Linked DNA regions of Mus musculus: region 2 is linked to region 1. Evidence: chromatin loops called from intact Hi-C (ENCODE). Cell type or tissue: heart. All regions are shown on one strand. Each heading gives the region's core, and the rest is flanking DNA. Links, peaks and the distances in the headings are about the cores only.

Region 1 (10,979 bases), core at 1,165-9,164:
GGTATCGCCTCTGTCAGGTAACTTCAATCTTATTTGCCATATGTAAAATTGGTTTTTTTTTTAAGTTTTGAATATATATGACAATAACATTTCCTAAGAAGCTTTTTTCGATTCTCATCTCTTATGATATCTCCCCCAAAACCAGCTCTTGTCTTACATAACTCTACAGTAACTGTAGAGTTCTTATGTAGGAACCTTCTACAAGGTACCACTGCAACCAAGATAGGCTACTTCTAAGTCTGTATCATAAAAGACTGGCTTCTAGAACTCCTTCCAGCCATAGCCAAGACCTCAGAAAGCCAAAAGCTTGATTTCAATATCATGAGAGACTATGAATAAGAAATACCCAAATGAGTGGATCCAGGACTTGGGGACACTAGAAACTGTGTGGTGCTTGTTCTGTGTTTCTGTGTGTTTGATATAACCTGTTTTAGAATAACAACTAACACTATCTTGTTTCAAAAGCAAAATGTACTTTTAAAGACTTTAAAAATAATTATAAGCAGAAATGTTAGTTGCAAAAATGAGGAGGAAAGAATTTGCTTTAAAAATCTTGGCTGATGCTAACAGGCAACTGTACCGACGTCATACATCAGCTCTGCTTTTGACAGAGCCAACCCCTACTGTCAGTGGAATGCCTGCTACCTCTGCAAGAGAAAACAAGTTGAGCAGGTAAGAGTGTAACATAAACTCTGCCTTCAGATTGGAAAGGAAAAATCAGTTTGTAATTTTAAAACCGAAACAACCCAATTCACTCAGATAAGATATCCCACAAGGTCTGCCTCATCTGATATAAACTGATTCTAGAGTGATATCTTGTCACAAATTCTACCACAGGCCTGCTGATAGACACATGAGAAAGATAAGAACTGAGTGCCACATTTCAGCAGATCTTATGACCCATTTCAAAGCAGAGATGATTTTTTTTTCCTTTCTGTAATGTTTTATCAAAGCCTGAATGCTTCCCAGGATAACCTTAAGCACCTTTCCAAGGACACACAGGCTTCCTATAGTAAGAACCAGCCCTTGCCCAGGGACAATATGTCATTAGAAAGTATAGCTAGTACTCTACATTTAGTGCTTTAGTTGGTAGTTTACAGAATTAAGATGGATGACATGGCCTGCTAGTGAGGCACTTGTCGCCAAGCCTAAGGGCCTGAGTTTGATGATCTGGATCCAGTGTGTTGGCAGGAAAAACCAGACAACCCCCATATGTTGTTCTCTAACTTCTACAAGCATGCAGTAGCATGCTCACACACAAATAAGTGATGAAAGTATTAGAAGAAGAAGAAAAACAAGAATGCTGAAAAGGGTAAAGAAAACATGAGAGGTTTTCATTTAAAACAAACCAAGAAACCCACTGATTTTAGAATAGTATGTATGAGGGACAAGAATTCCCAGGGCAGTGAGGTCCTTTTACCTTATGTAATTGGTGAACAAGGTAATATACTAAGCAAGTCTAGTTATCCCCTTAACTACGTGATTGGGAATAAAACTTAAGTGGGCACCAAGGCACGCTAAAAACTGACGCAGCAGCACCTCTAAGTGTCACTGACTCGGAAGCTAGCCAGAAGCATCAACAAAGAAAGACAGATGTCCAAACTTTGAAGTGTTTTAGCTTATAAAGGGGAGACATTAAACCGCCAAATTGTTTCCTATAGATTTACCTCTCTTTGTTTTTTCCTGAACAAATACATTTAAATGACCAACGGCTTCCTCAAATAATTTAGATCCTTAAGTTTTATTGATGCTAATGACCTCCATGGACTTGAGGTTTTAGGTCCTTCCAAGGATAGCTAAAACCATCTTAGATTTTAAAACACTGTCTTCATTAGAAAATCTAACACTCCTACCCAATACCCTGCTGGTATGTGCAAAATAGATAAAATTTAGCAAGTCAGGTATTGATATTGTAAAACGTGCATTTCAATAACTGCTATAAAATTATATTCAAAGGATCCTCCAATCTTATACCATGTTGACAATGTAGAATTTCCAAGACCTCGCTTTAGAAAAGGGAAAATGACGTTTACAGCCTCACCTGAGCGACACAAACTGACTTTCTAAGATACGCCTGTCTATATTGTTTTCAAAGAGAACTTTTTCAGAATTTGAGTCTTTTTAAGCCACACATAGACTAAAGGTATGCTAGTTTTCGGTTATGATTTTCTGTAATGTTGTGATTTACTAACTGAATTGATTGGAATACTGCATTTTCCTGAAAAAGTGTTGTGGGTAAGCAATGCCTGAAATTATCCATTACTTTATAGTGGCTCACAATCCCCTAAACTGGGGAGAAAAAAAAAATCAGAGTAGTAAAGGATACAACCAATAAAAAGTCTCTTAAGTTGTAAAGGTAATCTAATATCAGGCAAGAGCTTGCTTTCCTCCCGTGCACAGGCCAAATGCAACCTTTCAAGATGCCTGAAAGCCACGTTCCGAATCAGTGCTGAAGTGTTCTATACTTCAGAACTTACAGAATGTTTACATAATACTTTATATTACCAACTTCAACTATTTAAAAACTTCCTAACACATCCAAATGTCACATAAAGAGTAGCTGTGTTTTTGTGTATACAACAGAATTTACATAGCAAGAAAAAAAAAACTTTAAAGACTGAATCCATTGTAGTCTTTGCATCTTTTCAATGCCTTTTCACATACACTCAAATTCTGACCTACCACATTCCGCACTTGTTTTAAAAATATCCTATCTTAACGTGTCTGTTTAAAAATAGCTTTCCTTTCATCCTTTCCCAATTATTTTTAAGTAGAAGTGTGCTTTTCATTTTCAAGTCACAGATTTCTTAGCCCCAACCACCCAAAAACTCACTTCATTCTTTCAAACTCCAAGGAAACAAACTCTGGAGTTCAATTTGAATCTCCAGACTTCCAGTACACACTCAGTTGCTGGCTCGATACAATCTTTCCTTGGGCCATTTCACAACCAAATGTGAGAAGCAATATAACAAACCAAGAGCATCTTGGGAGGGGACATCCACACACCTTCAAGAAAGTTTCCGGCTGCCTGCCCAGTTCCTGGCACTTTCTTAGACCAGGCAGGGCATGCCACCTGCATGGGTACACGGTCTCAGGAAGACACCAAAGGCTTAGGGAATGGAGGGCTGGAGAGAGGAGGCACAGGACAAACCAAAACACAACCCTGAGAGGCAGCTGACATTTCAGGATGAAGCTCCGAAATTCCACGGCCAGGGAGGCACCAGCCAAGCTCGGCCCTAACTACCTGGCACGATCCGCTCGTGTCCTGTCTTGGGGACACTCGGAAGGTGGAAAGTTTCCCCTTTCGGCCGTGCCAGGAGCGGGGCAGAGTGTGGGGAGGCGACAGGGGTCTGAGAAGTAGGTCTTCCCAGGCGGCCCCACCCGCTTACCTTGTGCGATGGCAATGGACTCGAAGCGGTGCAGCTCTTTGAGCAAGCAGCTCCTCTCCGTGGAGTGCAGGCTGTAGATGAAGTCGCGCGCGCCCTGCGCCGTGTTCAGCGCCTCCATGGGCTCCTTCTTGGGGTGTGTGCCCAGAAGCCGGGGACCGCCGGGAACCCCGAGCGCCAGCAGTCCCCGGCCGCAGCAGCACCAGGACGGCAGGCGGGGCGCGGCGGCAGGGCCGGGCCTCAGGCTGCGCGCCGTCCGGCTCCCCAGCAGCGGCAGCAGCCGGGACATGGCGCTGGAGCGCGACCCCCGCAGCGGTCCCAAGGGAAGACGGCTTCGGGGCGCAGCTGGACAGAGGCTCAGGAGCTGGGCTCAGCCCGGCCCCGCCCCGGGTCCTCCTGACGCGCGGCCCGGGCGCCCGACACCATGCACTCGGCGGGCCCGCGCGGCGACCGCCTCCCAGCCGTGCCCGCTCCGCTTCCCGCAGGCCGTGAGCCCGGGAAAACTTTCTGCGCCGCGGCCGGGCCGGGAGCTCGGAGCGGGCGGGCGGTGCGGGCGGGCGGGCGCCTCCCGGATGAGGAGCGGCGGCGCGGGCGAGCTCGGCGAGCGTGTCTGATCTTCCAGAGGGATGAGTCACCGCGCGCCGCCCTCCTCCGGCGCCGCCCTCCGCCGCCGACCGCTTTCCCACCCTCTGGCCTCACGCCGGCCTCACTCGGTAGGGCTGCTGCGCCCTCAAAGCAACCGCGCCGTGACAATCAGGCCCGAGCCGCAGCCGCCACCCCTAGCGGCGGAGCCCGGGATAGGAGGGCGGGGCGGCAGGGACTGGGCGGGGACTGGGCGGGGCCACGCAGGCGCATAGCCGCTTGGGAGGGAGCTCATCCTGGAGTCTCCACCCACTCCTTTGCGTGGCAAGGAAAGGAAGGGGTGCTTACCCCGTCAGACGGCATCCGCCTGTGTTAAATGCACGGCAGAGAGCAGCAAAATAGAGTTCAGGGCTGGATGCCCGGCGGGGTGGTGCAGCTCCCGCACTGCTCTCCGAAGCACCGTCCTAAATCTGGAGTTCGGACGGCCCTGGAGGAGCAGCCGGATGGATAAGAGCCTCGTGGGGTCACCGCACCCAGCCCAGGCCTGCGGGACATGAAGCACAAAGAGCCGCACCCTTCGCCAAGCCAGAGAGTGCCCACCGAGGCCAGACAGTGCGGCGCTGAAACGCCCTCTCTGGCAGCACCCTGGGGAAGGCGGCAGGGCCGGCTCAACCCGTCCCAAAAAGAGGAGGGTGTGAGGCTGAGACTTAAGATTTGGGGAGGAGAATACTCTTCCCTGACCCGACAGCTGTTTACTTGGAGATTGTCAACTCTGGAGCCAGGGCGAGAATGTCATAAACCTTTATCGAATGGTCTCTGGGGATTTATGTCCCTCTTTTGGTGCCACGCGGAGGAGAGACTCATCCCTCTTGCCCAGATCCTAGATATTTGCAAGGCCAGGGTCAAATGTCACCTCCTTCATGAAACGTTCCCTTCTTTGTAAGGAAGATCACTGCTTTATCTGAACCTATCTGAGGACACTTAGGCACCCTATCTTAGAAAAATAAATCTGCTTAGACGATAAATCTACTCAAGTGTAATCAAGATCCAAATCCCCTCCTTATCGTAACCACTGCTGCAGCTCAGAACCTTGCATGAAGTGAATGTGCTATAAGCACGTAAGACAGCACAGCCAGTCCCACAGCTGTGGTTTTGAACTTGCAAATGCAATGAACCTCAGACCAAAAGTACTTGGAAAAAAAAGATGTATCTGCAGACTTTCTCATTATTCCGTTAATGGAACAGTGTAACAACTATTTCCGTGCACCTACACTGTATTGGTTATTATAAGTAATCCAGAGATGATTTAAAGTATGTCGGAGAGTCCAATCAGCTGTACTTTTATAAACCCTTCAGTTAAAATTAATGTCCTCAAGAGTGAACGGGAGGGGGGACGGGGGGGGGGAGGCTAACTGGGGGGGGGGGGGAGACCCTCCCCTAGAGTGGGTGGCACCTTCTGCCGGGTGGCCTAGAGAAGAAGAGGACTCCTCGAAACTCTGAAATTCCCATATTGCTTCTTTACACTGCCTTCAATTCTTACCAGAGAACGTGTCCACCTTTGTTCCTACTGCTGCCCTCCACTGACACCACTGTTCCCTTCTACAGCCTTCTGAGCTGGAATGACAACCAGAAACCCTTCAGGACTCTTCCAAGTCCCAAGCACCAGATTTGGACTGTGGCCAAATCCAGCTTCATGTACAGTGTGTGTGTGTGTGTTGTGGGAGCGGGGGGGGGGGGGGGGGGGAGGGTCCTGCAAGCTCTACAGCAGCAGGGAAATGAACTACCAGAGCCTCAGCTCAGCCAGCAGTCAGCTGGTGCTGATTCAGACTTCTGGAGTCTGACACCAGACCAGTTTATTTTAGACTTATTTAAATAAAGTACAATTTTGGAAAAGTTTCTTGGTAACAATTATCCCAATCCCACCTGCACAATAAAGCTTAAAGCTACACTGAAACTAATGTGTAAAGTTCATGTGACCTCGACCATGAAGATGGGCTGTTTAGCTTAAGGGCCTAGGATCTGGTGTGCTTTTGGTCATACAGATAGAACAAAGGTTACCAGGTTATGAAGTGCACATGACACCTCCTCTAAGGATGGGTTCTATTGACTGAGAAACAAAGAGAGGTCTAGGGAGAAAGAATCTAGGATAGCCCTATAGATAGCAAAGATCTCCAGGCTATTAACAACATACATTCTCAGCCTTCTTGGTGGAAAACATATACATTTTCTCCACTGAGGAGACAACGCTGTGTGATTAACATTCCTACTTTCTCCAGTGCTTATCTGTGATTACCGGTGCCCTCTACAGTACTGAGTGGCTTCTGGGTTCTCCACCTTTGCAGCATACAGATGCCATTGTTGGAACACACACACACACACACACACACACACACACACACGGTTCCGTTTCTCTCAGAACCCGATGGATACACTTATAAGTCATTGCCTAAATGTGTTAATAGTACATTGTTAAGCAGGGCATGGTGATGCACAATTGTAATCCCAGCACTTGGAAGGCAGAGGCAGGAAGATCAAGGAGTTCTAAGCCAGCTTTAGCTACATAGCATCTTCAAGGCCAATGTGAGCTACGTAAGACCTGTGATGGTGGCAGGAAGTGGTGGCACGTGTCTTTAATCCCAGCACTTGGGAGGCAGAGGCACGTGGACTTCTAAGTTCGAGGCCAGCCTGGTCTACAGAGTGAGTTCCAGGACAGCCTGGGATACACAGAGAAACCCTGTCTCAAAAAATTAAAAAAGAAAAAAAAAGACCTGTGATGGTTTGTATATGCTCAACCTAGGCAGTAACACTAGTAGAAAGTGTGTCCCTGTTGTAGTGGGTGTGGCCCTGTTGGAGTAGGTGTGTCACTGTGGGTGTGGGCTTTAATACCGTAGTCCTAGCTGCCTAAAAGCCAGTCTTCTCCTAGTGGCCTTCAGATAAAGATGTAGAACTCTCAGCTCCTCCTACACCATGCCTGCCTAGATGCTGCCATGTTCCTGCCTTAATAATAATAGACTGAACCTCTGAACCTGTAATCCAGCCCAAATTAAATGTTGTCCGTTATAAAACTTGCATTGAATGTTCAAAATACCACACCAAAACAAAACAATAACAGTCTCCAGGCTGTGTACTGAAATTCTTCTCCACTGAAACCTCTTGGGCCAGGTCTGCACAATTCAAATCACTCTCAGCAACAAAGTCTTTCATATTCCTACTAGCATGACCCATTAAGCCCCAGTTAAAGCATTCCATTGCTTTCCAATTCCAAAGCCCCAAAATCCACATTCTTTCAAACAAAAGCATGGTCAGGCCTATCACAGCAATACCCCAGTCCCTGGCACCAACTTGTTAGGGTTTTACTGCTGTGAACAGACACCATGACCATCCAGACAATCCACTGGCTACAGCCCATGAGTCAGTGAACAGTCCTACATCTGCCCTTTTCTTCTTCTAAACAAACTGTAATGCCATGTATACTGCCTGAAGTTCTGCCCACTGTGAAGATTTTCCTTCACCTGTATCTTTCCAGGTTGTCCCAGAAAGGGGTTGTAATGCTGCAGCTGTCCACTTCTGGGTGGTGCCTTCATATCATGCAGAGCCATCAGTAAACCAGGTCCTAGTCGTCTCTTCTTCCTATGTCCTTATGTAGGTCTCCAGCAGAAGATGTGTACCACCACGACTAGATCTGAGACTTGTTTTGTCCCAGGCTGACCTTGAACTTAGAGATCTCCTTGCCTTAGTCTCCTGGGACTCATAGCCACTATGCCTCAAGATCTCCATGTCAAGATCCAGGCCAGAAACTTATGTCTCCTGGCCTCAAGATCTGGATCACAGGTGTGCCTTCCAATTCTGGATGGTAGTTCATTCCAGATATAGTCAAGTTGGCAACCAAAAATATCCATTACAAGACCCTCTCCTTAAAATAAAAGTAGTAGATTGTCAATACTCACTCCCAATGAATTAAACTGTTGTTATCTTCTGGCTTTGTGTAGTTCAGCATATTAACTCTAGGCTTAGCCATGTGATTTGCCTTAGCTGATAAGAGAGACACTACAAACCGGATCTAATATGCACTTGCTTGTTTGAGGACTTACTGTATTGCCTTTTGTATGTATAATAGTAGGAAAAAATAGATGCATAAGCAAGACACTTATGAGGCAGGTTGCACCTAGAATAAATGGGTAAATGTTAAACTAGATTAAAAGAATGGTTTGCATGAGAAGTGTCTTGTACACGAGTAAACTTCTGGGTGAAATAAGATAGGAAGAGCCGCTTTGATAGTTTGTTTGTGCTTGGCCCAGGAAGTGGCACTATTTGGAGGTGCGGCTTTGTTGGAATAGGTGTGGCCTTGTTGGAGTAGGTGTGTCACTGTGGGCGTGATCTTAGGACCCTCACCCTAGCCTCACTGCCTGGAAGTCAGTATTCTTCTAGCAGCCTTCAGATGAAGATGTAGCACTCTCAGCTCCTCCTGCACCATGCCTGCCTATATGCTGCCATGTTCCCCTCCGTGATGATAATGGACTGAACCTCTGAACCTGTAAACCAGCCTCAATTAAATGTTGTTTTTTATAAAATTAAAAAAAAAAAAAAACGAAAGAAAATGAGTAAACTTTAAATACCAAGAAGTTCAAAAGGAATGCCTCTCCTCTCCGGATGAAAATATAGCTGAGTGGTGCACAGTGCTTGCCTAACACATACAAGGCCCTGGGTTCAATCCTAAGCAATGTGTAGATTAAAGTAAAAATAAAGGCAAGAATTGTAATACCTCTAGATTGATAGATATGTCATCCCTAAACTGAACACCTACTGGTAACACCCATTGTAGGACAATTATAGTCTTGTGTAATCTCTGATAAAGCTCAGATAAAAAAGACAAGTCCCAGAGACACTCAACTAATGACCAGCCGGGTATGAGCTGACATGTTTGCCCTTTGTTATCTATAATTACACTCTCTGGAGAAAGCGCAGCACAGGAGCAAAGGCGGGGGGGGGGGGGGGGGTGCACATAACACTGCTCAGGCACAAGTGAGTCAATTGTTCTAGTTAATTGTTGCTCTTTGAGTGAACCAAACTTTACTGGCTTGGTTTATTTTGTCATTATTTTGCAGCTCAAATTTTAGGATGGGCTTCCTCGGGCAATTCTTCCGTCAAGTCTCTAAATCGGTTGTAATCAGATACCAGCTGCAGCTGCTGCCATTCGAAGGTTCACCTGGGCCAGACCTCCAAAACGGCTCACCCATGTAAACCGACATGCAACATTGGCTGTTGGCTATCTGCAAATTCAGGCCTTCCAACATAGCAAACTTTTTACCTGGCAGTTGGTCTGCCCCAGCGTGGGACTCTGAAAGGAACCAGGCTTGTGGCCTATTCTGCCCTGTCCTTGGAAGTCATTCCTCTTGTTGTATTCTCTGTCCTACTGGCTGGGGAAGCAAGCCACTAAAGCCAGCCCTGAGTCAAAGGAAAGGTTCTCTTCTGCTTCTTTAGTTGCTATGACCAACATGCCTTAAAGAAACAAAGGAGTCAAGTCTTATTGTGGGCTCACAGTTTCAGAGTGTCCAGCCTCTGGTTGTTTGGCATCAAGTGCTTGGAGAAGTCATCTTAACAGCAGGAACTTGTAGCACAGCGCAATCTTCACTTGCTGGGGGAGGGGAAGCAGAAAGCAAAGGGAAATGCCAATGAGCCAGGCCAAAGGATGCCCTTGAGAACACGCCTCCAGAGACTTCCTCCCATGAGGCTCCACTTCCTATCTTGTACTACCTCCCAGTACTGCTACCACATTATGAATCCATCAAGTGATTAATCTATTGATTAAGCCTGAGCCCTCATGATTTAATTGTCTCTGAGTATGTCATTACAAGCAGCTAGAAGTGTGCTTCACTAATCTCCTAGGCTTTTATTAATCCAATCAAGTTGACAATCAAGATTAAGTACAGACCCCAATTCTAAAGAGGGGCAAAAGAATTTAAAGACATATTTTTAAACCTCTCTCAATATGTGACTCAAGGATCTTGATTCTGGCTGGCTGGCTGGCTGGCTGTGTGTTCTGTAGCCCATGGGACAACTCAGTCCGGTGACATATCTGGAGGCTGCTGCTGCATCAACATAATTCTCTGGATGACATATGAAGCTCTTCAAATCTAGCTGCCAAACAAAGGAATCCAAAGTACCCTTTGAAAAGATCACTTGGAGGAGGAGGCCTGAGCCCTACAGCCTCAGATGATTGTCAGTCATATGCATGGGATCATCCTGGTCCACCCGGCCCAACTCAAGCTTTAGATGACAATAGTTGAAAGAATTATGTTAGAGCCGCAGTGCTTGGATTTGAGTCCTTGCTACGTATTGTCTGTACTACTCGATAGTAATAAGTCAGGTTTTCCATCACTCATTTCTCTGTCTGGACCTGAAGTTGTAATGTTCCCTTGCTAACCTGTTAAATGGAGATACAGGCATCTGCTTTATAATACAACTTACTGGCTCTGTGGGATCCAAATCCCTGAATTCGAGTCATCTAGTAACCATTGCACTGTGGCATCACTTGGAGCTAGGAAGCCAGTCAAGTTACCACTGTGGTAATACTGAGATGATGGCAGGGTCTGGGTCTAACTGTTGGACTTTCAGACCAAAAAGCCTTTAAGAGGCAGGAGAGCCAGCTAGGTAGAGAAGCAGAGTCGGTCGTGGTTTCTGTCCGATCTGCTCATGTTGTTAGAGATGCTTGAAATGACGCTCTCCTGATGTCGCACCAGTCATTCTTGTGGGCATGTTAGATAGTCTTTTGAATAATTTTTCCCTTTGCACTTTTCTCTTTGGCTTGAATTGTTCATGATAGACATAGATATAGCTCAAATAAAACCAAAAGTTTTACTATAAAACTGGAAGCTGGGATTACCTTTGGTATGAGAACAACTGGAAAATGGAACTGCATTCTGAATATTCAGTCTGCTCTCTTGGATTCCGTGGGGATGGGGAATGACTCTGGTTTGCTCGGTAATGTGGAACATTTGCTACACAATCATG
Region 2 (10,979 bases), core at 1,274-9,273, 120 kb before region 1:
GTTTCTTGTAATCTATAACAAAGTGACTCTATCAAAACCAGCTCTAGGTTATAAGGTGAGCAAATATTTATATCTTGTTTCAGGCCTACTTCTGGACCTGGTGGAGGGCTTGCCTAGTTTACACACACACAAAGCCTTGGGGTTCAGTTATCTGCTTAGACCAGGAATGCACACCTAAAATTCTAGTGCTCTGCCAGTGTGGCATCAAAGCCTCAAGGCAGCCTGTCAGTGGTGGCGCACACCTTTGATCCCAGCACTCAGGAGGCAGAGGCAGACGGACCTCTGTGAGTTCAAGGCTAACCTGGTCTACAGAGCGAGTTCTAGGACAGGAAGGGCTTCACAGAGAAACCCTGTTTTGAAAACAAAACAACAAGAACAACCACCCTTGAGAATTTGTTCACCAGTCCCTCCCAGCCATACACAAAGCCTTGCTCATGAACGTTGCCCTGTATCTGTGTGACCAAGAGGGCTATTAGGGGCCAAAGGAAGTCATCCGTGAGAACAGATGTGACCCTGCCTCTGCTGTTTATTTTCCTGCATGAATTAAGCAAGCTGCATGAATTAAGCAAGCTAATCGCTCTGAGTTTCTTTCCATTATACGTAAAATGACTAACTTTGGCCACCACAGCCTGCCTTATCTGCCTCCCAGGGTGAGGACAAAAAGAATAATAATAAAACAAGAACAGTGAGAAATTAACATTTACGTAATGCTCCATATGCCTCTGCTCCTATTCTAAGTGCTTTCTACAAACGTGAGCTAATGTCACAGAAAAACAGGCCAGAAAGGAGTTTTTATTAACTTCAAGTTTTTATAGCCTAAGGCCTCAGGCCTCGGCTGACTGCTCCATTCTTTTGTTCTGTTTTGTTTTGTTTTCTGGGCCATGTTCACAGGGGAGCCTGTGCATTGGGTTCTTCCACAAAACTCAGGTTCTACGGGCTGATGGCTTCTCTTCCTAAACAGTGAAGACCCCAGCAAGTGACTATGACAGTCACTCAGTACAAATTCCCGACATCCATGGCTCTTTTCCAGAGGATACCTAAGATGCTGTCTCATCCCTCAACACTTGGGCTATAGAGCTGTGATTTTTCCACATAGTAACTTCAGAGCAGAACCTATCACTGACTTACTGTGTCTATTCCCAGAGCGGGAATAACCATACAGGTCTGGATGTGCAAGCCAGGGACTTGAGTCTCCTGAAGACACACTGTGGGGTGATTCCTCTCCCTCTGCAGGCTGCTTTCTCCCCGAGTACCTATGAATAAGTGTCTCTTTCTTCTTCTAGGCAATGGAATCTCACTTCCAGAAAACATCTTCCCAATAAACTGATTTGGGAAGCCAAGGTCAGCAAACAGGAACATTTCTCAGCAGAAACCATTCAGTTCTCAGTGTTTGTGCCTTGCTCTCTGTCATGTCCGCCCATCCCTCCTTCCTTCAGTCCCTCTGTCCGTATCTTCAGGATGCTTGTCAGACTTGTACATGGCTGTACTAATTGGATCTGTTTGAAAGGAGCCTTGCCTTCAGAGTACCATGCATGGAAAGCCGGGATCAGAGAGAATTTTTCCAGTTACTGTAAATCTCGCAGCCACCGAGAAGAACTCTAATTACTACAAAAATGGAGCAATGCTTTTTTAGGTTCTAATTAGCTAGAGCTGCGTACTGAGGATCCTTGTGTGTGTGTGTGTGTGCGTGTGTGTGTCTGTCTGTCTGTCTGTCTATCCCTCTGTGTGTGTATACGTGTGTGACTATGTGTGTGTATGTGTGTGTGTCTGTCTATCCCTCTGTGTGTGTATACATATGTGGGTATGTGTGTGTGTGTCTGTGCATGTGTGAGTGTGTCTGTGTGTGTCTCTGTGTGTGTACGTCTGTGTGTGTGTGTCTGTCTGTCTGTCCCTCTGTGTGTGTATACATGTGTGTGTGTGGTGTTTCTAAATAAAATCAGAAAGACTGCTCCAAGGGAGACCATCCCCTAAGCAGAAAGCTAAATGTGAGTCCATTTCCACTTCTTCCAGTGCCTCAAGGCTCCAGCACTCGGCCTATGCAGCTCTTCGCCCCACTAAGGCAGCCCAGCTGTGAGGATCCCTGTCCTCACTTTTCCAAGCCAAGAACCACCTTTGACTCTTTCCCCCACCACATCTGTCCTTAGAGTCCTATGGAGCACAACTCTGACATGTCTGTCCAGTCCTTCTTCCATTATGGTCTCTTCTCCCGCACCTCATTGCCAGCCATTGTGCCTCAGCCTCTTGACCTTTCGCTCTATTTTTGGAAAAACCAAAAAAGTCTCAATTACTTGGTTGAATAATCCCTAGTCTTCCTAGCCCCCACCCCTTGCTACCCCTCTGGCTTATGTTGTGTTTTATTTTGATGCTTATACCTGACCCCACCCAAAATTTTTGCTACAAATAATATTAGAGCTGGTCAGGTCACTCAGATGACACCTCTCCTTTTTATAAAAGGAAAAGTAGGGGCTGGGAGACAGTGGACTGTGACAGGAATCTTGGTAAGATAGAGTGGGTCTGAGACCCTGGTACCCAGGCACCCACCTAAGACGGTTGGCGCCTCCCTGTCCCTGCCAGATTACTGACCCAGACCACGTGACCATACTCCCCACATTGGTCATGTGGCCCAGAACAGAGTTCTCCATCTCATGAGGATATAGAGGCCCTGAGGGTTTAACCAATAAGCTTCCCTTCCCAGACATCCCTCCCTGCAAAAGGTATTTATTTAATCTCTGGTCCACCCTGAGGAGTTGGTAGGCTGAACAGTCAATACATGGTATAGATAAACGTGCACTGTCCCTTTCATTGAGAACCGCCCTGGGGGAGCATAGAGAAGGCCTTCACCTACAGAGCCACAGCCTGAGTCTCCCATAGAAGGCCTCTCTGCACTTCCAGACAACAGCCACCAAGGTAAGGACAGTCGCCACTGGAAAAACCGCACAGGGAAGTAAGAAACAAAGTGTAGGAGGTCCACAGGTCCTCGACGAGGCCAGGAGTTGGTGCTCCCAAACTCCTGGACATCCAGGCACTGCTGGGTCAAGAAGAGTTGGGAACAGAATCAGGGCCTGTGGGCAGAGAGAGCAGACAAGCCTGTGGCCAGGGAAATGGGAGCCCCAGCTCAGCTCACTGGCTTCTCCACTTGTCACTCCTATCTGCCCTCCTTTCTTATCCACCAGCTTTTAGCTCAGGTCATACTCCTCCTCTCCCTCCTTCCTTATGGCTGTTGCCCTACATGAAAATATTTCTTTGTGTTAAACCCTTGATCTACAGTCTGTCCTGCCTGCAAAGTATGCTCAGGCAACGTCAGCACAAACCTGCGGGATTAACAAACTGATGTCTAATTTGACTTAAGGCTCACTCCATGAGATGGAGCCTAAATTTGATACTGCTTGGGTGACCATGAACCAGAGACTAGAAAAGCCAGAGACCTAGGGTAAAACCAAATACTACTGTCTTCAAAACAAAACACAGCAAACAAAACACGACACAAGAAACAATGACTCATAATAATATTCCGCTATATTCATAACTCAGTCATCACCAGAGAAGATTCCTCCTACAGCAGATGGAGACACATAGAGAAACCCACAGCCAAGCATTAAACAGAGAAAGACCTTAGGACGCATGGCTCTAAACAAGATGTCTCCATCAAATCCCTCCCCTCAGAGTTCAGGGAATCCCTTGGAAAAGCAGGCAGAAGGGATGGAGTAGACAGAGCAGGTGAAGGACACCAGGAGACAGGTCCTCTAAAACAGCTGAGCGAAGTTCACATGAACTCACAGAGCCTGACGCAGCAGGCCATGGGTCTGCACCAGGTCCCCTGCATAGATGCTATAGCTATCACTTTGGTACTTTTATGAGACTCCTGGGGATGTAAACGAGTGGGTCTCTGATTCTTGTGTCTTCTCTTGAGACTCTTTTATTTTTCTGTTGGCTTGCCTTGGCTAACTTCAATAGAGTGGTTTTTGTTTTATCTTACCATATTTTATTTTGTCTAGAAAATAAATATGTTTAAGCTATGTTTAGAATTCAGAAAAAGCAATCTCACAGCTTACTTTCATTTATTGATTCAACTAAGCTTTTAAGCTAAATAAATTAGAGTTTCTAAGAAAAAAATTTTCCTTGTGTTTACCCAAGGCCCAACTTGAAGCCTGGGATGGCCTCTGTCTTGATTCATGTCACTTATTAGCTCGGCAACTTTAAGCAACTTATCTAACATCACTCACTTTCTATGTAGAAATGATGCCTCCTGTCCCTGACTTACAGGCCGTTTTGAGAATTGTCTAGCTATGCACAAGGTGCCTAGAACACTGTTTGGCCCATACCCATAGGAGGAACTCAATGCAGGTTTCGTTTCCTTCATACTCTGGGAAAGGAAAGCACAGGCGTCCAGACACCAAGTGCAAGCACCAGAAAAGAAGCACAGGGGGAGACAATGGGGACTCGGCTCTCAATGGTGTGTGTGCGGTTGTGTGCATATACGTATGCATGTGCGTGTGCACATGTGTGTATGTGCATGTGTGTGTGTGTGTGTGTGTGTGTGTGTGTGTGTGTATACATGTGTGTGTACAGGTGTGTGTATATGTGTGGGCAAGGCTTGACCTCACTCTAGCAGAGCTTCACTTTTGGGGAAAACGGCTTTTCTTTCAAGAGCTCCTGTGAGGAACACCAGATGTGTACTCTGTTGGCTATGACTTTGCAGATGGCGCATCACTGTCACTGGACTCAGGGTAGAGGACATGGAGACAGACTTCTCACATCCAGAGTGGGATTGGGATGGACGAGAATAATACACCTGAAAAAAAGGATATGTTCTCAAGGAGGAATGGAAGGGGTCAGGGTGAGGAAATGGTGTCCATTCGTGGAAAAAAGCATGGGACAATACAGAAGAGCTTGTGATGAGGCTCATAATACTGTGAGCCATGTGTGTCCCTTCCTGGTTGTAGAGATGGAGCCTTAATTACAGTTGTGTCCCCTACACCTGTCCAGAGTCAGGTGGCCATGAAATATGGAGTTAGCATGCTGGCTGGCTGGAGAACGAACAAGGTAAGCCTGTTGTCCCTCCTGTTGATGCTTCTCTGCACAGGTTCCATTTGGTTCTTCCAGCCTAATCAGGGGAATGGCTACCAAGTGGCCCACCAAGAAATCTGGCTTCTGTTTGCTTAGCTATTTGCATCTTAGAATGGTCTCTCTGAGACTTGCCCATTCTCCTTTGCCTCACTTGGCTTCTTCTCTTCCAAGTTTCTGTGCTGCTATTTATAAACCTCACTTGTGTCAAGCTCCTGGGTCCTGCCTACCGCTCTCCTCCCTCCCTCCTAGGGGCAGAATGTTCTAGTTAACCTGTGCTTCTTTGGCTTTCAGAGGAGACACAGGTACTCATGCCAATGCTTTACAGCTCGGCCCAGCCCCACCAGATAGATGGCAGCTTTTCCTGCTGGTCCATTCCGTTACTGCCTCAAAGATAAAGGTCATTTCACTGATTTATTCATTGAATGCCTGGAAGGCAAGTGGCCACTAGAAAAACTGATAGACTTGGCCAGAGTCTCAGACTCACAAGCCAACCATGCAAAATTCAACTCTTTGAGCTGTGGATAAACTCTGGGTGTCTTCTCTCAACCAGATAAAAACTACCACCTTCATGTGCTAGGCCCTGTACAGGGTGCTGGGACACTGTGGTGACAAAGGTCAGTCTCTGTCCTTGCAAGGTTAAAGGAATCCATCCCAGCACACACCAGCAGCACAGAGTTACCACCTGGAGATCAGAATGTATTATACCTGGCATGACCTTGGTCAGGCTCCAAACGTCCTAGGGCTAATTTCCAGAGTACTAGCTCAGGGGAGCAACTAAATAAAGGTTCTGGAAGTCATTTGCATTCACAGAAGCTTTTGAGCTCTGGTCTGGGAATGTAGCTTAGTGACTGGGCATTTTTATAGCATCCAAAGGACGTGGGCTTTATTCCTAGCTGTGCAAACAAACACAGTTTTAGAGCTGGAGAAACCTTGACATTCATCTTAGCTCCCAGAGAAAGAAAATAGATCTGTGTAGCCAAATCATCACTGTGATGTTCAAAAGGCTTCCAAAAATGGCCATTTAAATAATCCATAGCATTTACTATGGAAAAAGGAAAGACCTTGAACAGGTGCATGTGAGGCCCTGAGCCTTGTACTATGACCACATGCAACTTCCCAACAACATTGTGAATGTTTCCACTCCATTTTGCATCTAAGGAAACTGAATCGCAGACATTCTAAGTGGTGCTTAAGGCCTCAGAACAGTCGGATAATGGATTGAAGAGTTAAACTCACCTAGTTTCCGCAGCTTCTCTTCCTAAGAAAATGTAAATGTATTGAAGTCATAATATTGACTGGGTCAATGATCTGAGTTTTGTTCTTACATTTACTACCGACAGGTTATTTGACCTTGTGAAAGCCTTTTCATTTTACCAGGACTTAATTTCTCAGATTGTAAATGGCCTCCAAAGGCCACTCTGCCAGCATATGCCCAACACAGACACCATTACAAGAGCAGGCCAGTTCTAGTTTCTCTGACTTCAGGCCATGCTGAACTCAGAACTTCATGCAGCTGCCCCCAACTGATTACAACTGACACGAACTCAAACTTGTTTGTGCTGTGTGCTCCTTAGCCCTTGCAGACTCTGGCCCTGGTATTTTTGGCCTTAGTCTGCAGCTTATCTGTGATTGTACAGAGCAGAATGCTGCCAGATGTAGAGCCCTATGTCCTGACTGATCATAGGCTATGTCCAGAACCCCAGGGGACGGGCCTCAAGGTAGAGGGTAGTAACCTCCATTGCTCGCTTCATACTGATGGGCATCTTCCTCAGCCCTGACATGCCTGGCACCTCCCACAGCTCTCCTTCAGCTGTCTCTAAAGTGCATTAATATGGACAATGAGGCTCAGAAGAGGTTTATGGAAAAACACCACAGTCCTTGGAAGCTGATTAGTTCACAGGCCAAAAGAGTGGGTGCATGGGGGAGGGGTATGCAAGCAAGACAGTCAGTCTCTGCAGAAATGACAAGCGAGTCTGTGAGCAACCTGGGAGCAGAGGTTACAAGGGCATGGAAAAAAATCAGAACAAGGTTGAAATCTGATGCTGAGCTGACAAGCAGCTATCTGATGCTGTGCTGTTGAAGGGAGCCTGTCACCCAGAGGGAGCCAAGCAACTGCCAATGGCCAAGCTGCGGGTGGCCCAGACCTCAGCGGTGCCGGGAGCTTCACATAATAAGCAAAAGCCACTTTGTCCTGCCAGTAGCCAACATGGAAGACAGGACTATTTTTTAAGGTGTCTGAGACTAGTGTCAAGTTACCCCAGAATGTCAAGAGGCCACATAACTTACCAGATAGCTCAAACAACCAATTCATCTCATCACTTGGTGAATCTGGGGAGGGGTAGGGATATCGATACTACTTTACAGAAATAGCGGGCTGGTGAGATGGCTCAGCGGTTAAGAGCGCCGACTGCTCTTCTGAAGGTCCTGAGTTCAAATCCCAGCAACCACATTGGTGGCTCACAACCACCTGTAATGAGATCTGACACCCTCTTCTAGAGTGTCTGAAGACAGCTACAGTGTGCTTACATATAATAAATAAATAAATATTAAAAAAATAAGAAAAGAAAGGTAATCAGCTCTTCATATACATTAATCTCTCTCTCTCTCTCTCTCTCAGGACAAAACCGGCAAAAACACATAAAAGACGATCTACCTGTTCTTTCGTTACCCAAGGGCCATCAAACAAGTACCTTTAACTTTGCAAAGACTGGCGATCCAGTTAGAACAGTGTCCTTCAATGGACGCTATCAGCATTTTGGATGGGGCAGCTCTAGTGGCAATATCAGGATTACTGTCCCTATGCACAGAATGCCAGAGGGTCCCATAAGACACTGTAAGGCACCAAGATGCCCATATGACTTTGCAGTGCTTTCTCGGTGGGTGGAAAGACTCATCCTCAGTAGAAGGCTGTTGTCACAGATTCCCATCAACTTCTCTCTCCTGCTCTTTTCAACTCACTTCAGACCAACGACAAAGAGAAATCAGAATCCAAGGACAGACACAGAATAAAAACAAACACAGCGAAGGTCTAAGCACATGGGAGTGACAGGGAGCAAAGCCTAGGAGAAGGGGAGATCCTGCCTAAGAGTATGGCCAGGGACTGCTCTGTGGTGAGTCTGAACATAAGAGCAGAGAAGGAGGCCATCAAGAGGAGAAAGTGAAACCCCAAATGATCCATTTCCCTCCCATAGGGCCATTCTGCGAGCTGAGAAGCCCATGGAAAAAGGATGACTTAAAAATAAGAATCAGGGAACAGACATCAGGATATCAGACCGAGATGAGCTGTCTGCTCATGACACAGGGATTTACCCTCCATTTCTCGGTTGCCCCAGGAGACTGTGGGAGGCCTCCACTAGCTACTTCCTAAAGTCAGAAGCAGCAAGTGACTGCAAGAAGGGAGGGCACCTGGACCTCTGTACATCACTGTATGCTTGATTGTGCCTCCAGCCAGAGTTGGCCCTGACTGGTTTCTTTGAGGTGTCTGTCTGTGGCCATTCCTAGATGCAGGAACTGCTTGCCAGGCTCACAGCCACTGAGTCATTTGTCCTGATGACACCAAGTCCACTTCTTTCCCAGGATGATCACTGCCAAGCGCCCAGATCCTTGACGGTGGTGAGTGCGGCATCCATCTCAGGGAGGGCATGTGTCAGTCAGGCTCAAGGCAGGCGGGAGGTATGGGAACAGAGCCTTTGCTGCCTCTATTGCTAGCTGAGATGTCTGGAAGCATCATTGAAGGTCATCATGGTCTATGGTGCAGGTGTGGGAGTTCTGTGTCAGTACTTGCTTATTTACGAGTGAAGAGGGGCCACCACTCTTTAATGATTAATTAAAGATTAAATTAAATTAATTAATTTAAGGATGATTTAATATGTGTGAGGTCCTGGGCTACATTGGTGAGGTACATTCACTTCAAGTAATTCTTCTCTCACTTCATGAATTGCCCTCTATTATTCCTACTTTACTAAGGAAGGGTTTTAGGATTAAAGTGTTTAGTAGCTTCTTTAAAGCAATACACCTAGCCGGTGCCTGTGGTAAGCAAGATAATGCCTCCCTCTGATGACCCAAGTCCTTAGACTCTGTGAACCTAAGTTTGATTCCGTGGCAAAGGGGAAGATGGCAGATAGGAATAAAGTTGCTAATCATCTGACCACACAACCAGGAGAACGTTCTAGATAATTGTAAGTGCTTCCGGAGTAAGCAACAGTGTCCTTACACATGAACAAAAGAGATGTAGATGGGAAAGAATTGTGGCGAGGCTGGCTTTGATGCAGGGGTGGGTGTGTAGAAGGGCTGTGACTCCAGGGAATGGGTGTCAAATCCAAAGGAAACTCCATTTTCCCAAATTCTGGCTATTAGACAAAAGCCAGCATTCCCAATAGAAGCTGAGTTCTATCAAAGGATCTACTTCCCTGATCACTTGCTAAAGGGACAAATGGCTATCTGTGGTACCTGTTAACATACCACAGTACTTGCTGGCCTCCAGGCTCTCTCAGTATCCTAAGTACCTGTTACACACTTCAGAGTCTATGCAGGCATCCTGGCTCTTCTTAGCTCTTCTCACCTCCCCGCCACCACCACCCCAAACTACCCCCAGCTCAGCAGCTTCCTTCTCTGCAACAACTCATGACTTCCTATAACCCTGCCATTTTCCTTATGCTCTCTTTGTCTTCTCTTGGTCCTCTCTGTCTGTGTATCTCCCCCAACACACCTCCTGCTCCTGCTTCTCTCCTGGTCAGATCTCTGCTGGCCACGGTCAATCTTCTACTCTTTCCATGCTCTGGACTCTTCCAGATGCCCCTGGTTGTTTTTGCTCTTGTAGCTATAATAAAACATTCCACTTAACCAAACCATGTCATCATGGCCATGTCATCAGTTTATTCAGGAAGCAGCCTCTAGAAGCTGGTGAGGCGAAGAAAAGAAGCTCCCCCTGGAGTCTCCATGAGGAACGCTGTCCTGTTGACACTTGGGTTTTAGCCCAATGAAATCAATGATATACTGTTGAGCTATAGTGTATAGAAATTAATGTGCATCATCCTAAGCCAAGTTTGCTGATAGCTTGTTGTGGTGGCAACAGGGAGCTAATACAGTGGGCTATTCTGGTTTGAACTCAAATCTCCCTTGCTGCAAATATGAGCTCCTAACCAATGCACCAGATTGATTTGACTTTGCTAGGCATACTTGTTGGGATTCACACCCGGGACAAACAGCTAAAGGTGCATATTTACCATACCAAAGTGGACCTGGCTGCAGGTTCTCCCAGCATCCCTCAGTCTTTACCTGACATACCCTGCCCTCTACCCTGAATGTTCCAGTCCAGGGACTGGGCTTTCCCTCCCTCAGACATTTTAACTTCTCTCTTTCTCTCTTTCTCTCTCTCTTTCTCTCTTTCTCTTTCTCTCTCTCTCTCTCCCTCCCCCCCCCCCTCTCTCTCTCTCTGTCTTTGACTCTCTCTGCATTTTCTCTCTCCCTTTGTGTGCATGCTTTTTTCTCTCTTTCTCTTTCCCCTCCTCTCTGTCTCCCTTCCCATCGCAACTTCCCTGGCCTTGTTCCTTTGGACCAGCAAACCTACCTGAGAGTTGGTTCCCAATAATCCTGCCTTTATATACTCATTTCATTGGTGGATAATGACTTATTAATCCCAAAGGAAAATTAACACTGGTAGAGAATGTATCTTTGGATTATTGTGTTTGAGTTTCCCAAATTTATTGATCTGGTGATCTAAAAGTCCACCCAGATTAGATTATATTTAAGAAGAAAAGAAGTCCTTTGGATGGCCCAGTATGGCTTAAGCAACTCTGGCTGTCAGCTCTTCTAAGCAGTTGCCACATATTACTGTGCATTAAACTAATGCTGGAAGGTTCTGGGAAATTATATGAAGCCTCATGGGACCACCATACCAAGGGCACACAGAC

Evidence for each region. A loop is a pair of places that touch in the nucleus more often than their neighbours do. Peaks named below come from ENCODE experiments on the same cell type or tissue, not always from the same donor. Only the 100,000 strongest peaks of a DNase experiment are listed, where the experiment ranks them.
Region 2: a loop joins it to region 1, with 1.9 times the contacts of the local background. A loop is called at or near these places in 1 of 42 quality-filtered maps.

The regions. Positions count from the first base shown.
Region 1 is chr15:58,819,454-58,830,432 of GRCm38, forward strand. Tmem65 (transmembrane protein 65) reads right to left here and starts at 3,974. Exons shown (of 7, transcript NM_175212.4): 1 at 3,390-3,974. The coding sequence starts at 3,675. It overlaps Gm24041 (a small nuclear RNA gene), which reads right to left and starts at 25; the gene lies at 1-25. In heart, for the core only: a CTCF peak has its summit at 4,166; a DNase peak (open chromatin) is centred at 4,178; H3K4me3 peaks cover 3,132 bases; H3K27ac peaks cover 3,029 bases.
Region 2 is chr15:58,701,145-58,712,123 of GRCm38, forward strand. No RefSeq gene overlaps it. Among named protein-coding and RNA genes, the nearest start is that of Gm41329, 53 kb to the right of the region's middle. In heart, for the core only: a CTCF peak has its summit at 5,456; DNase peaks (open chromatin) are centred at 5,367 and 6,727; H3K27ac peaks cover 1,672 bases.